Regions from separate parts of the Homo sapiens genome. Here region 1 is linked to region 2. A link is a loop called in an ENCODE intact Hi-C map of the cell type or tissue named here. Cell type or tissue: A673. All regions are shown on one strand. Each heading gives the region's core, and the rest is flanking DNA. Links, peaks and the distances in the headings are about the cores only.

Region 1 (8,327 bases), core at 311-8,310, 110 kb before region 2:
TGGGATGAATGTTAGCAACTGCGATTAATATCAAATAGGAAATTGTCAATGCAGAGAGAGAGAAGTACACATTCATAGTTAGCAAATAGTTGTTTTAGCTAATGTTCCCTCTGAAAATATTTGTTTGTTTATTTAGGTCTCATATTTTTGAAAATGAACATTTTGATTGTGTCAAATTCCCACTTAAGAGTCAAATGTGACTGTGGTCCTTGTGCAGTGCGAATGAAGGAGAACAACATCCAGAAGGCAATGTCTTGGGGCTAAGCTAAGCCTATGATGTCGCTTGCCCTCCTTAGTGCAAGAGAACCTAGAAATAAGCGGTCTTAAGAAGGCTCCCCTTAGGGCACAGCTGTTTGCTTCAGTCTTTTCTTCCATTAATTCCTCTGCCTGTAGAAGACGAAAGCTTGCATTTCAAATTAGATGTGAACAATATGCCGTGTTGCAGAGGCCTGTGAGATGCATCACCTTGCTCTGTGCCTTCCTGCCTCCTTGCCTTTTCTAATGCTGCTCTCTCTGCCTAGAATGCCCTTTCTCCCCTAAATGATACCTGGCCCCAGGTTAACAAATACTACCATAAGCAGTCATCTATTTATAAATTTTACCCATGGACAGAAGAAAAAGTCTCTATATTCATCCCCAAAATATATAATCCCTACCTATCCGAACTGAAAAGTGGAAAGTGCATGACCATAGTATTGACCAATGCCAGTTGTAAGCTCAGAATGGTGGAAACACTGGACACATACTCCTTGGGTAGATCAAACAGGGTTTATTTATCTAAAGGATATAAAAGGAAATCAACACAGTTGTGATGTACATTATAAAGATCAACAACATCATTCAGGACAGATAGAGGTTTATTCTTCTAAAATCTTCACTACAGGGTGCATAGTTACAGATGATAACATCTGAGTAAAGGCCATAATCGGTCCTTCTGGGGACTAAATGGTCTTTCTCTTTACATCTATACTTACACCCAATCCTGGATTAGTTCTCTAAGTAGGCTAGTCTGAGTATGTTCTAGGGACCACCTCATTGGAGCCAGGAGCACCCATTAAACTTAGCTTTATACCATGGAAGTAATTGAAGACCAACCAAATGAGAACAAGCAAAAGCTGTTTAGAACAAGCTTGCTGTAGCAAAGGAGTCAGCCACTGTCAGTTGCATTTTGGCAGAGAACTCAAAGGCAGGCACAGGACTGCAAAAAAGGGAAGACTTCAAGCATGCTTGGATTGGAGGGTTTTGGCATGGGGAAGCTGTAGACATGCTGGGGACAAAAATTACGAAACTGTCAGCCAATTATCAAGTTGATGATGGCAAACCCCAAAATTGGAGCTCAGCCCAGGGGGGTTCTTGGTTTCACTCAGGAAGGAATTGAAAAGTAAGCTGACAGTGAAAGAAAGCAAATGTACTAGAGCCACAGTGAACAGAAAATGACTGCTCCATAGACAGAGCAGGGCTACCCTATAGGCAGAGTGGCCCAGAGTAGCACTTGTGGATTGGTGGCTATTTATACCCGCTCTTAATTATGTGCTAAAAAGGGATAGGTTATTCACAAACTGTCTGGAAAAGAGGTGAGGAGTTCCCAGAACCACATAAGGTAACTTCTGGGTCATTGCCACAGCCTCATTTATAAACTGTCACGGTGCTAGTGGGAGTGTCTTATGCAAACACATTATAACTCTGGGTATGGGAAAGCTGTAGGCATACTGGGGACAAAAATTAGGGAAACTCAGTTAATCAAGTTGATGCAGGTGAACCCCAAAATTGGGGCTTAGCCCAGGAGGATTCTTGGTTTCACTGAGGAAAGAATTCAAGAGTGAGCTGATAGTGAAAGAAGGCAAATTTATTAAAGCAACAGTGTACTCTAGCTAGTTTTGGCCAGTTTCTTTGCTGCGTCCTGTTTTAATCACCAGGGTGGCGACCAGTGCTTGGAAAACAAGTTGATCTGCTGATCTCCCACCTCATTTCCCCCTCACAGATTATATACTCCTCCTTAATCTTTACGGGTTATTGAAGGGTGGAGTCCATCTCCTCAAACTGCTTCCTGCTGATTTTACGAGTGTAGGCCCGGCCTAGCATTGGAGAAGTAAAAAAATCTCTAGAGGCTGAGTGTGGTGGCTCATGCCTGTAATCCCAGCAGTTTGGGAGGCCAAGGCGGGCAGATCACTTAATGCCAGGAGTTTGAGACCAGCCTGGCCAACATGGTGAAACCCTGTCTCTACTACAAGTATAATAATTAGCTGGGCATGGTGGCATGTGCCTGTAATCCCAGCTACTCAGGAGGCTGAGGCAGGAGAATCTTTTGAACCCAGGAAGCAGAGGTTGCAGTGAGCCAACATCACACCATTGCACTCCAGCCTGGGCGACAGAGTGAGATTCTGTCTCAAAAAAAACCCGAAAAATCTCTAGATGCCTGAATTAAGGGACCCAAAGGCAGGATTTCTTATTTTTTCAGTTAGAAGATGGGATGGGTTGGAAGTCCTGTGCCAATATCACACTCACATGGAATTGTTGTAATCTAGAAAGCACAAACTTTACAGAGGTTAAATAAGCCAGGGCCAAAGATTAGTAATAAGATAGCTAGTAAAGGGCCTAGGAAAGGTTAAACAAATCCACATTACACTTGGTAGGTATCCTTTGACAGAGTCCCAGATGTTTTGAGTGGTGGGGTTACTAAAGTTATTAAAATTATGTAACTAGGTAGTCTGTTGGTAAATCTTTTGAATTTGCAATTCAACTAACCCTGAATTGTTAACATAAGAACAGGTGTGGTTTATTACTGCACATACTCCTCCTTGCCATGCTACTTATCTATGTGTTTGTGAAACAACAAACAACAACTTTTTTTTTTTTTGACGGAGTCTTGCACTGTCTCCCAGGCTGGAGTGCAGTGGCGTGATCTCGGCTCACTGCAAGCTCTGCCTCCCAGGTTCACACCATTCTCCTGCCTCAGCCTCCTGAGTAGCTGGGACTACAGGCGCCCATCACCACGTCCGGCTAATTTTTTGTATTTTTAGTAGAGACGGGGTCTCACTGTGTTAGCCAGGATGGTCTCGATCTCCTGACCTGGTGATCTGCCCACCTCGGCCTCCCAAAGTGCTGCGATTACAGGTATGAGCCACCGTGCCCGGCCTGCGAAACAACAGCTTTAGGTCTTCTAGGGGTTCATAAGTATAGGTCATGGTGTCCTCCTCCTGTGTCTCCAGAGACTCATAAGAAACAGGTTTAATCCTGGGCAGGTGTATCCAGCTAGTGACTACCTTAAGTTTCACAACAGTGGGGTACTCAACAACATCTGATAGGGGCCCTTCCATTTCAGTTGTAATTGATCCTCAGAGGATCCTTCTTTCCAAGTTTTTAGTAAGACTAAGTCTTCTGGTTGAACAGGGATGCTATTCTTTTCCTTTGTGGAGAATAACAATACTTTATTTCCATAATCTTGAAGGGCCTTTTGAACCTGACCTGAGTTGATAATATGGGTGAGTATTCTATGTGTCTCCTCATAAAACAGGAGGTCTGAAGTTAAAAAGGGCCTCCCATACATCGTTTCAAATGAGCTAAGTTTTAATGTTCCCTTTGGAGCCATGCTTATGTGCAAGAGAACTATAGGTAGGAGAGAAACACAGGCCTCCAAGGTCTCCTGACGGAGCTTCGTTAATATCCTTTTTGAAACAGGGTTGGCTTTTTCTACTTTATATGAGGATTGAGGCCTCCATGAGGAGTGAAGATGATAGGTAATGCCTGAGGCTGAGGAAGCCTAAGGCTGGGTCACCCTAGCTGTGAATGAAGGTTTGTTATTACTTTGCAAACTTTTTGGTAATCCAAACCTTGGAATGATTGAAGTAAGAAATTGCACACTTCCAGTGCTTTTTCTGTCCTTGTAGGGAAAGTTTCTATCTACCTGGTGAATATGTCTACAAGTGCTAGCAAATGGCATCTGGGTGAAATCTATTTGCAAGTCTTCCCTAGGTTATATTTCTTGGTGTTAACGTAGGTTTGAGCAGGGGTTGGGGCATGGGGTGGCTTTCTGGGCTATTATGAGCACAGAGTTCACAGGCCCTGGAGATCCTTTTGCAGCCTGGAATAGTCCCTTCCCCAGGAATATTTGGGAAACCAATTTGAATAGAGAATCCCATCCCAAATGTGAGGAGTTGTGGAAAAGCTTAATTATTTTTCATTGCTCAGCCTGCCACATCAAGGGTTACCGGGGGCTCCTCTGTGGAGATGGTAAGGTATCCTGTGGGAGCTGAAGAGAACCTTGGGCCCTGTCAGCCTCTGTTGTCTTGGCCGTTATGGGTTTGGGTGGCCCAGGCTCTCTTGGGAGCCTGGGGTAGTCTCTTTTCCAGTGCTACTCTTGATTACAGAAGGTGTGCTGATTCTGGCCCAAGGGCCAGCAAGTTGAGGGCTCTCATCTGGGCATCCCAGATGCTGATCTCATTACACTTAGTCGGAATGGGTAACCTTCAGGTGGCAAGGGGCTTGAGGCAGCCACGGACAATTGTGCTTTTTGGTTATTTCTTTTGTTTTTCTCCGCCTCTTCTACCCTGTCTCTATTGTAAACTCCAAAGGCCATCTTTACGTGTTGGCTCATAGGGGTTTGAGGTCCCATTTTTGCCTTTTGCAGCTTCCTCCTAATGTCACGAGCAAGCTGAGTAATAAGATTTATACCCAGGAGATGGCGCCCTTCCGGGGAGTCTGGGTCTGCATTTGTATATTTCCTGAGGGCCTCAACCAAACAGCCCTAAAACAGAGCAGGATTTTTGTCCTTCCCCTGAGTTACTTCTCTAACCTTTTCATGATTGAGTGGCTTAACCACATACTTTTTCATACCTTCAATTAAACGAGCTACCATGTGATTTAGCATTTGAGGTCTTGGGAAGCCCTCTGGTAATACCACAGAAGGTCCAGATCTGGAACTGGATCTCCCCTCACACGATAAATGGCATGGCCTTAGTTATGAGCAGCCACTCCATCTGCATATTCACAGGCAGTTCCCAGAACCCTTTTTCTCCTCTAAAGTAGAGTACAGGTGGACAATAATATTTGTAACTCATGTCAAGTTAAGTCAAAGGACATGGTCAACTTAACAAACTATTCTACAAACTTCCCTGAGTCCTCTGAAAACTCACCAAATTTCTCTTTGCGTAAAGTCAAATCAGACTTAGAAAAAGGCACATATACTGGTTGTCCCCACATCTCCATCAGCTACCTCTCAAAATGGACACAGGCTCAGTTTTAGGGGCTGATATGGGGACCTACTCTTGGTGGTATTGGTTGGACTTACTTCCTTGGGCAGCAGTGGTTACAGGCTGGGTTTAGTTGGATAAGGGAGAAGGGTGTTTGGTAACCTTGGATGGGAGCCACTTCAGAATTGGGGAACTGAGGAGGCTCGGCACTGGGGAGGAGGCACGGGCCTTCTGAGAGGAGTCACTGGGAGGGCATTATCTGGGATATCTGGTGTGGCTTCTTTGTGCCTGGAAGTGAGATGAGCCACACGAATCCTACAGTTGTCCCTTAAGTCCGGATCCTGGTAAGGGGCCATAAAAGCCGGTACATACACGCCTGTAATCCCAGCACTTCGGGAGGCCGAGGCGGGCGGATCACGAGGTCAGGAGATTGAGACTATCCTGGCTAACAGGGTGAAACCCCGTCTCTACTGAAAATACAAAAAATTAGCCGGGCGTGGTAGCGGGCGCCTGTAGTCCCAGCTACTCGTGAGGCTGAGGCAGGAGAATGGCGTGAACACGGGAGGTGGAGCTTGCAGTGAGCCGAGATCGCGCCACTGCACTCCAGCCTGGGCGACAGAGCGAGACTCCGTCTCAAAAAAAAAAAAAAAGAAAGCCGGTACATAAAGAACCTCTCCCTACTTTCCTTCCTTTTTTACAGAATAAGTCCAGTTATAAATAATATCATTTTAGGCCAGATTTCTTGGTCTCCCAATTTGTATTGAACCCAAATGGTGTTGCAATAGAAAAAGAGTTTCTTTCACTTTGTGCTGTCTGATTGGAATTTGTTCCAATTGCCTAAAAGGCATCCTAGCAGCGAGTCCCTTGGGATGCTTGGTTGTCGTCCCCATGTTTAGCAAGGATCTGTACTAGATGCAGAAACTTTTCTAAGTCTAGCGAGAGCCCACTTATTTTCCCTTTCAGATTCCCACCTCCCTTTTCCTCAAGAAAGGTCAGTAGGGGAATTTTCACCAATTCTTGCAAAGGGGGCATAAATACAGTTAGCAGGGCATGACAAAAGTGAATTTTGAGATATGACTGGGCAGTGGAGTGGTGACTGCTTCTACCAGTAAGTGGACTATGACAAAAGAGGTGTTTTAACAAGGAAAATATAGAAGGAGAGGGTAATGGGATTCTCATAGTCTGAATTCTACAAAAAGCAAAGAAAGTGTTTACTGAAATGAGCAGTATGACAAAGGCAAACAACGTTAAAAGGGTGCCTACTGCCAAAAAACCTGGAGCATTGGCCAACGAGGGTCCCTTTCCCAAATGCCAAAAACCCTGGGGCATGTGAGGGTTGGCCAACAGTGAACCACAAAGACCCAAGACCTAACATAACTGGGGCCACAGAACAATGTGACTCTGGTGTTCCACAATCAGTACAATGCGAAAACCTCTCAAAATAAACAATTGTTCCCATAGCCAAAGCAAAGACCACAAATGCGATAATGAAATTGGTGTAAAAGTAAAATGGCTGGCCGTTAGAGACGCAAAAGAGAAAGGTCTGAGAGAAAGAGCAACAAAAACATGCCAGTCATGCTCCCTTCTGGGCCACCTAAATGACAGGGGATAACAAATTATCAAGCCAGAGGTCCTGTTTCCACTTCCTCATTCACCCAGAAAGGTCGATATCAATGGGGAACAAAAGAGAGACTCAGCCATCCGTGGAAGCCAGTTGGTGCCGATCAGTTTTAATTTGGGTTATGGGTGAAGATTTCCCTCAGGTTCCCTCAGCCTGTTAGTCACCAGGAAACATAATGGCTCTGAAAGGATGCTTTGGCTACTGCTGCACAGCTCCATAGCATTAAAGCCCTATAGACTTACAGCTCCCACCTGTAATGAGTCCTTGTCTTGTTTGTCTTGTTTGTATTGTTTGTTCCTTCATCCCTTCATGGTCACTAGGCTGATGCAGGTGTACCCCCAAATTGAGGCTTCACCTGGGAAGGTTCTTGGCTTTTCTCAGGAAAGAATTCAAGAGTAAGCCAACAGGGAAAGAAAGCAAGTTTATTAGAGAAACAGTGTACACGTAAATGCCTGCGCCATAGACACAGCAGGGCTACCCTATAGTTAGAGTGGACCAGACTAGCACTTGTGAATTCCTGGTTAACTGTACTTATACCCACTCTTAATTGTATGTTAAATAAAGGGCGAATTATTTACAAACTTTCTGGAAAAGGGACGACAAGTTCCAAGAACCATATAAGGCAACTTCTGGTTCATTACCATGGCATCATTTGTAAACTGTCAAAGCACTGGTGGGAGTGTCTTATGCAAATGTGTTATAGTTCCTAGTCCTGGCAGTTTTGGGTCAGTTTCTTTGCTACATCTTGTTTTATCAGCAGGGTCATGACTGGTGCTTAGAGGACAAGTCCTGCTAATCTCCTACCTCAAAGTCCTGGCCATTTGGGGTTGATTATTCTAGGAACCATCGTTTGGCTTTCAAGACTGTCAATGGAGATAGTAGTCTGACTTTCCACAAGTCTGACTTATAGCAGGCTGGCTTCCTGGGCTGGTTGAGTTCCAGGGCCGGTTGTTACAGGCTGTGGGTCAGAGTTCTCCTTTTATGTGTGGTCTGGTCATTTTTCATTTGTATATTCAATCTCTCAATACAACACAAAAAATGATTACAAGGGGCAATACAATACAGTACAGTAAACCTAGGTGTGAACAGTCCTCATTTATCACCTTTGGTCTCTCCAGACTACTGGATTCTGTTCTGGTCCAAGTATACATACTCTTAAATTTAACACTGCAGAGCCAGAATAGGGTCAGTTTCCTGGTAGCCTCAGAGACTCATGGTAAGAAACCCTTAGGTCAGCTATACAGCTTATCCTTCAGTTCAAAAAGGAACATGGGCAGGAAATGAAAGGCAAACAGAAGTGACAACTGTTTTTTCTCCCAAACCACCTCATGGCCATCGTGTTTTATCTAGAAACCTTAATGAAATTACTGTGTGAATCTTTGAAACTGCTTTTTATTACTCTCAGATTTAGGTGATTTAGGACTATATCACTCAAATAAAACTATTTGTGGAGCCATAGTGATAAGGTGCACAACTTGCTGAAGGGCTTGATGACAATAAATTCTGACAGTCAAATT
Region 2 (8,327 bases), core at 224-8,223:
CAAAGCAGGGCACAGTGGCTCATGCCTGTAATCCCAGCACTTTGGGAGGCCGAGGCAGGCAGATCACGAGGTCAGGAGTTCAAGACCATCTTGGCCAACATGGTGAAACCCCATCTCTACTAAAAATACGAAAAAATTAGCCGGGCGTGGTGGCAGGCGCCTGTAACCCCAGCTGTTCAAGAAGCTGAGGCAGGAGAATCGCTTGAGCCGGTGGGGGAGGGGGGGGGCCCGGAGGTTGCAGTGAGCTGAGATCTTGCCACTGCACTCCAGCCTGGAAGACAGAGTGAGACCCCATCACCAAAAAAAAAAAAAAAAAAAAAAAAAAAAAAAAAAAAAAATTCAAAGCATATACTTAAGGTGAAACTAATCTAGAATGTTAGAGGTTGAAACGGTGATTATCTTTGGAAGGTATGACTGGGAGAGCCACTAAGGCTGCTTCAGGGAGATACTGCTCTTTTTCTTGGACTAAGTGGTAGTTCATTTTGTAAAAATTTATTGGGCTGTAAGCTTACGATTTGTTCACTTTTCCATATGTGTATTATACTTCGAAAAGAAAGTTTATTAAAGAAAACAAATGTGCTTTTTGGCCGGACGCGGTAGCTCACACCTGTAATCCCAGCACTTTGGGAGGCCGAGGCAGGCGGATCATGAGATCAGGAGATTGAGACCATCCTGGCTAACACGGTGAAACCCTGTCTCTACTAAAAATACAAAAAAAAAAAAAAAAAAAAAAAAAGAATTAGCCAGGCATGGTGGCAGGCACCTGTAGTCCCAGCTACTCGGGAGGCTGAGGCAGGAGAATGGTGTGAACCCAGGAGGCGGAGCTTGCAGTGACCCGAGATGGCAACACTGCACTCCAGCCTGGGCGACAGAGTGAGATTCTGTCTCAACAAAAACAACAAAAGAAAACAAATGTGCTTTTTGACATTTATTTAAATATGGTCCGCAAATGGGTTTTGGATAGTAAACACTTTTCACAGTTGAGGACCTCGCAGTGCTGTGTTGCTATTAGAAAAGTATGTTGTCCGTTTATTCCCTCGTTCCACAAGTATTTATTAAACACCCAGGACTGGCACCAGGAAAGGATTGGCCTGTCTCTAAAACAATAGATTATATGGGAAATAGACCTACTAACTGAAAACTGTAATATGTTAGATAGTGTTATAATACATATGTGTGAAGATGCAGGGGGATTCTAGAAATGTGCTTCAGTTTCTTGGGGAATATCAGAGAAGGCTTCTCAGTAAAGAGGGGCACTAGAGTTAATACATGAAAAACAAAGAGTACATATTTGGCCAAAAGGAAGTGGGTGTGGGTACAGGGGGACAAGAAGGGATGAGGAGGGAATTGCAGACAGAGGTCATGGCTAGAGAAAGGTGGCAGAGGCAGGGTACCTTTTGGAAAGTTCCTGAAGTTTGGGAGAGTGGCAGGGAGTAGGGGGAGCTGAGGTCATAGATGAAGGTAAGAGCCACATTGTGAAAGGCCGTGAAGAAAAAAAGACTTTATCCAGGAGGTGATGAGCTTTAGGAAGTTGAGTAACCCGACAGAACTATGATTAGAAAGATAACTCAAAGGTGGTGTAGAGGAATACTTGAAGGGAACAGGGCTGGAAGTAGGAAGAACAGCAAGGATGCTACCATAAGAGTACAAGAGAGATGGCGGCAGCATAGACAAAGCAGCAGACAGATGTTTGAGCCTGAGACTGGTCAGGTCTCAGTGACTAATTAGATGGGGAGGGGCCCGGTGGGTGCCTATGATTACATCAATGGTACCATGAATAATGACAGAGAACACTGAAGGAAAACTGGGAATGGGAAGGAAGAAGAGTTCCATTTGGAATATGTTAACTTCGGAACATCCAGGTGGGGACATCTAGCAGGTAGTTGGACATAATGGGAATGAAGCCCAGTAGGATGATCTGGAGCTATGAGAGTTCTCTTGGTAGATACAAAGGGAGGTCTGAGTTTACTAACGAAGAGTAAGTGTAGTGAGAAGATCATTGCAGACAAGGCTGTGTAGAATAAAGTGCTGAAGAGTTGGAGCTGTCAGAGGGTAGCTCAAGTGCTTCACCATCCATGGGTCCAACTCCATAAGAAGGACAACCGGGTCAACTCGGGTATGTAGAGTGGCCAAGGGACTGTAGGTCCTAGTGTGGTGGAATTATGAGATTCAGAGTAGTGAGGAAGTGAGAAAACCAAGAGGATGTGAGCCTGTGATGAGACAGCATGTAAACCAAGTTTAAGATTTCAGGCTGAGCCAGTTCTGACTTATAAATAGAATGGGGCATATAAATTCCATGAGGACATGAGCATTCTGCTTTCATATCCCCAGTAGGTAGGATAGAGTATGACATATGGTAGATGCTCAATAAATATTTGATCAGTGAATGAATAAATGAATGACGTATTGCTGAAGTAGACTGAATTGAAAGTTAATAAAATGGATGAGGTCAAGGAAATCTTTGGAAATTCTTAGAAAACTTCAATAGGTGACTTTGATTTGTGTTTAGGAATACATATTTCACATCTTCCCTTGTGGAAAGCAAATTAATAGGTATACTCAGGAGATTACTATTGCATGGGATATGATCATATTCAGGAAACATCTTTCACTACTTCCCGCCTTAGAGAAAATGAATTTACATAATATGTAAATGTCTATATTACATTCTAATTAACAATATTCTATTTTGAGGATTTTACCAGACTACCACTTGAAAATGTTTCATGTGAGATTATGTAATATCACCTATGATGTAGTCTAGCTAAACGTTTAACTTGAATACCTTGAGCTGTTAGTTCTTGTAGTTTATAGGAAACACAAAGGATATAACAGTAAACTAAATGGTACCACAAGGAAACAGCCAGACAGATTGAGAAGATGGGACATTATGTAGGACAATTGGCCAGTTTATTTAACAAGTCAGTGAGGTTTAGAAGGACAAAAAGGAATTCTGCTAGATTAGAAGAGGAAGCCTGGATCACATTGTTGTTTGGAGAAAGCAATTGTAAAAGAATTCTGTGACTATTGAAGTTATTAGACTATGGACTAGGTATGAGAAAAATGAAAATTTACTGATGTGGAAAGATGTAGATCATCAGTGAGTAAAGCAGAATATAAAACATTATGTGCAATAGAATTTTGACAAAAATATCATTTATGTTTATAAACATATAAAAAAGACCTGAAAGGATGTGTAATAAGCTTTTAAAGGGCTACTGTCTGGTTTGTGGGAACATGATATTTTCATTTTCTTATTCTTGTTTATCTGTATTTTCTAGCTTCTACAATGCCTTTGTATTTCTTTGAAATATTAAAAGGTTTTTTTTGTTTAAAAAATTAAAACGAAAAGAAACTGGAAATGACGTTTAGAAAGAATACATTTATTCTAAACACTACAAGAGAATGAAATAACTTCCTGTTTTAGTTTGCTACAGCTACTGTAACAAAGTGCCACAAACCAAGCAGCTTAAACAACAGAAATTTGTCTCACAGTTCTGGAGGCCAGAAGTTTGAGATCTAGCTGTCAGCAGGTTTTTCTGCTGAGGGTGTGAGGAAGACTCTGTTCCATGCCTCTCTTGAGCTTTGGTGGTGTGTGGCATCACCCGGATCTCTGCCTTCCTCATCACATGGCGTTCTCCCTGTGCGCGTGTCCGTGCCCAAATTCCCCCTTGTTATAAGGACACCAGTCACATTGGATTAGGGATCCTCCCCACTTCTGTATGACCTCGTCTTAACCAGTTACATCTCCAAGTCCCTATTTCCAAATAAGGCCACATTTCGAGGCATTGGGGGTTAGGACTTCAACATATGACTTTTAGAGGGGACATAGGGGACACAATTCAACTCATAAGAGTTCCCAAGAGATGAGTCCTCATGATTTAAAAGTGTATAAACTTCCCTACACAAGGGAATGAAGCCTACAGTCCATAAGCTGCTTTCTCTCTCTCATAATCAACACGAAATGCTTTTTTTTTTTTGAAGACAGGGATCTTGCTGATTGCCCAGGCTGGATTGCAGGGGTGTGATATTGGCTCACTGTAACCTCTGCCTCCTGGGCTCAAGTGATCCCTCCACTTAAACCTCCCTAGTAGCTGGGACCACAGGCGTGCACCACCACGCCCGGCTAATTTTTGTATTTTAGTGGAGACGGGGTTTCACAGTGTTGGCCAGGTTGGTCTTGAACTCCTGGCCTCAGGTGATCTGCTTGCCTTGGCCTCTCAAAGTGCTGGGATTACAGGCGTCAGCCACCTCGCCCAGGCATAATTTTTTACTTTTTGTAGAGATGGGGTTCCGCCATCTTGCCTAGGCTGGTCTCAACCAAAATGCTATTCTTAATGGACTTTTCTCTTGACCTGTAAGCAGTGCACAATGAAGAACTAATAAAAATATCCTCACTTTAAGAAATAACTAAGCTGTAGTAACACCTTCAGAGATCTGTATGTTTTATTTGAATTTGAACTCAGATAACCACAGGCTAAAACATTTAATAAAACTGCTACCACTTCTGATGAAATAAATAGAGAAGGGTAAAGAAAAATATCTCTTACTGAGAAAAAGCTTTTGGAGAATTAGTGTTGGTCTCATAAACAGTTTTTACTTATGTAAGACCCAGAAATGAGGATTCTGTATCAAAATACAAGTTTTCTCTTTCTAGATGCAGCAAACAGTGCCACGGAATAAACTGTGGTCTGGTTAATGTTTAAATCTGGCTCCCTCTACTGGAGGATGTGAGTTTTCTCCTTTCTTTTTAACTGGAGGTCCAAAAAGCATACACTGTACAGGATAGGGGTTCACAGCTCAGGGGTTTCCATTCTTCACTACATATATAGACATTGCCTCATTGACTGGCTTGTGGTTTGTAATAAGAAAAAATGTGTAAATCTCACTGTTGATAAGTCAGCCACCACATCCCTGCTACCTTCTACTTCAGAGATAAAATTTAACTCAGATCTTAAGACAAATAAGAACATGAACTTGACATTCAATCTTCCCCATGTTGGGACATAGACTGCTGATCTGAATTTAGGCTTTTAGAGCTAGAATAAATCCCGAGAGATCCTACAATCCAATTCTTCATTTTCCTGATGAGAAAATATATGTGCAGAGAGAGGAAGTGATTTCCTCAAATTATGCAATGTCGAGATCTTCAATGTGAATATAATCACAAATTGCACACGATGTACTTCTCTAACGTTTTATAGCATTTAGGGCATCAACTCAAGTTAATAAATATTTCTAGATTGCCTACTGTGTGTCAGACACGAAGAGATATACAAAGATGTGTGAGATGTGATTTTTGCTCCTTCAAGAGCTTATTGTTAATTAAATTATATGAAGGATAATTCCAGGTGCTGCCAGGTCTGCAACTCCAAATGGCCAATTAAATGATATTTCCCACATTAATAAGTACTGATTCTTGACAGATGATTGATCATTTCTTTGCACAGCCAATCTTCTTGATTAGGTCTTGGTGCCAATAGAGCTGCTTTGGGGTTTGATTGTTTTTCTGAACTGGAAATTGGTGACTTTGAATGGAGTTGGGGAGTGATATGTGTGTTGGGGTAGAGTTTCAAATTTTTGTTTTTATTGCTCCTGTATAAATGACTTTGGATCATTCCTGGTAAATGACTTAAAGTTGCTTTTGAATAGAAATGTCCAAACACATCTGAGTATCTGGTTCTATTTTTGTTGGTCCAGCTGTCCCAGCCTTAAACCCATCTCGCAGTGCTAAGATGCCCACGCAAATCTTTTGCGATCAACTCGGTGCATTACTTTTATCTGCCCACGGTAGTAACACGATCCTTATATGCCTGTATGTGAATACGGACAACTAGTAAGGATAGAGAGAGAAAGAGAGAGAGAGGGGGAGACCCTAAAGCCATTGTGACTTTATTGTTTGAACCACTCTATGCTTATTCAGCTCTGCCGTTTGCCAGCTGTGTCACCTTGAGAAAGTTACTTAACCTCTTTGTGCCTCACATACCTCATAGGTAGTTGTGATGATTAATGTATTAATATACATGAAGCATTTAGAACAGATTCTAGTACATAATAAGCATGTATATGACTTCATTGACATTATTACTTGATTTGTACGTGCAAGGAAAACTAATATGGTGTTTATAAATTCAAAAAAGTTTCAAAAGGTGATTTACAAAATGGGAGCCATCTAGATTAATACTATTTCATGCTGGCTCTGGACACAGATGCAGGGGGAGTTATTCTCTGGGGAAAGTGAGCCTTTTCAGTAACCACAGGCAGCAGGGTGAGAAATCTTAGTTCTAAACCAATGAAGTAAATGCTGGGATCCCCTACTGTTCTCATATATTCTGCATAGAAGATATGAAAGTATTATGGAAATGATTTTAAGTACATGAAGAGAGAGAAAAGAATCCTAGTGTTGAAAGTCTAAGAATATGTATTTGAGCACACTACATTTCTCTTCCTCCTGAAACATCTTTAGAAATCATAGCCTTTTTAAATTTAAAATTCATTGGTGATTCTTAGATTTTAGCATCAAAGTGAGGACTAAGCTCTGATTTTTCTCTTGCTCAAATTCCTACCTAAGGGGTCTAGGGAGTCATGCCCTATGAACCATAAATTCTTGTCAGATGGGTTTTATTTGACCCTATATATTGTGACTGACTTTTCAGTCTGACTTTGGCATAACGTTATGAGACGAGGAAAAATATTTAACCCCAAAATACATTTCCTTGCCATATCTTGAAGTTGCCCTGCAAAGTCTCTTGTGGGGAAAAATCCACATTCTCTGGAGAATCCCCTTCCCCCTTTGTTTTCCTCCCTTCTTTCCAGATCCAGGAGATAATTAACTAAGAGGCTGGCACCCTTTTAAGTCCCATAAGAAACATTTTACAACCTACTGTCTCTCTAAAGTCTGCTGAGAAATTCCTCTGCACACTAAAACTTGGTCCCCACAATCCTTTATCTTAACCTGAACATTCCTTTCCATTAATCCCAGGTCTTCAGATAAACTCCACCAATTGTCAACCACAAAATGTTCAAATTTACCTATAGCCTGGAATCCCCCGCTTTGAGTTGTCCCACCTTTCTGAACCAAACCAATGTCGTGCTTAAATGTATTTGATTGATGTCTCATGCCTCTCTAAAATATATAAAACCAAGCTGTATCCTAACCACCTTGGGCACATGTTCTCAGGACCTCCTGAGGGCTGTGTCACAGGACATGGTCACTCATATTTGGCTCAGAATAAATCTCTTCAAATATTTTACAGAGTTTACTCTATCAATAAAAGAAAAGGTACAATTGCAACAAAAGAATTCTGTGTTCTTAATATTCCTGATTAAGCAGCTGCTCTGCTCAGCACCTCTCGGAAGATTTTGTACAATATGAAATACCTTCCAGAGCTGAGCATCATTCTGAGCTTCAGCATTACCTCATTTTCATCAAGATAGATGTAAACGTGATTATTTTAAATGACTAGAGCATTTCCAAGCATTTAGCTTTTAAAACTCAGATGAGACTTAATCAACTGTTTTCCCATTTTATATCACCAACGTCTCTTATTCTGCATAGCTCAGAAGTCAAGCTGAGCTTGAATTAAAATCCAGTTTTCCAGGCTGTTACTGAAAGATAAAAAGACTAATTGGTTTACAGCTTCTTCAAAGCCTGTATACCATAGGTTGAGTTTCTGATGTTTAATCATTTATGTTACTGTATAGTGTCTATCCTATTACTGACAAACCCAAACCTTCTATGGGTTGTTTTCTCTTAGTGCCTGTGATCTCACCACAGCAAATCACCATTTCACCATAAGCATCTTTTTATTATTAGTTGGAGATCCCATACTATGCCACTAGTTGCTGCAAATCCGTTAGGCATTAATGACATATACTCCATAGCCATTCTGCTGTGAGTTAGCAATGAATAAATCCATTAAAATGAAGGGTTGCTGAACTTCCTGCATTACTGTGTGAGGAGCTCTGCCAGCTTGCTCCACAGAGAAACTGGTGAAAATTATTAAAAGCAAACTAACTCAAAGCCTCTGGAAATGATCCTAAAGGCATACAGCAAATGAAGAAATAATCCCAGCACTTTGGGAAGCCGAGGCGGGTGGATCATGAGGTCAGGAGATCGAGAGCATCCTGGCTAACTTGGTGAAACCCCATCACTACTAAAAATACAAAAAAATTAGCCAGGCGTGGTGGAGGGCGCCTGTAGTGCCAGCTACTCAGGAGGCTGAGGCAGGAAAATGGCAGGAATCCGGGAGGCAGAGGTTGCAGTGAGCCGAGATTGTGCCCCTGCGCTCCAGCCTGGGCGACAGAGCGAGACTCTGTCTAAAAAT

The links. Peaks named below come from ENCODE experiments on the same cell type or tissue, not always from the same donor. Only the 100,000 strongest peaks of a DNase experiment are listed, where the experiment ranks them.
Region 1: it touches region 2 in a loop (6-fold over the local background); 12 of 110 quality-filtered maps call a loop at or near these places.

The regions. Positions count from the first base shown.
Region 1 is chr9:69,804,812-69,813,138 of GRCh38, forward strand. No RefSeq gene overlaps it. Among named protein-coding and RNA genes, the nearest start is that of CFAP95-DT, 12 kb to the right of the region's middle. RefSeq lists an enhancer at 6,602-6,896. In A673, for the core only: a CTCF peak has its summit at 4,668 (motif pointing right); a DNase peak (open chromatin) is centred at 4,680; H3K27ac peaks cover 397 bases.
Region 2 is chr9:69,914,942-69,923,268 of GRCh38, forward strand. No RefSeq gene overlaps it. Among named protein-coding and RNA genes, the nearest start is that of CFAP95, 98 kb to the left of the region's middle. In A673, for the core only: CTCF peaks have their summits at 4,714 (motif pointing left) and 4,913; a DNase peak (open chromatin) is centred at 4,700; H3K27me3 peaks cover 2,642 bases.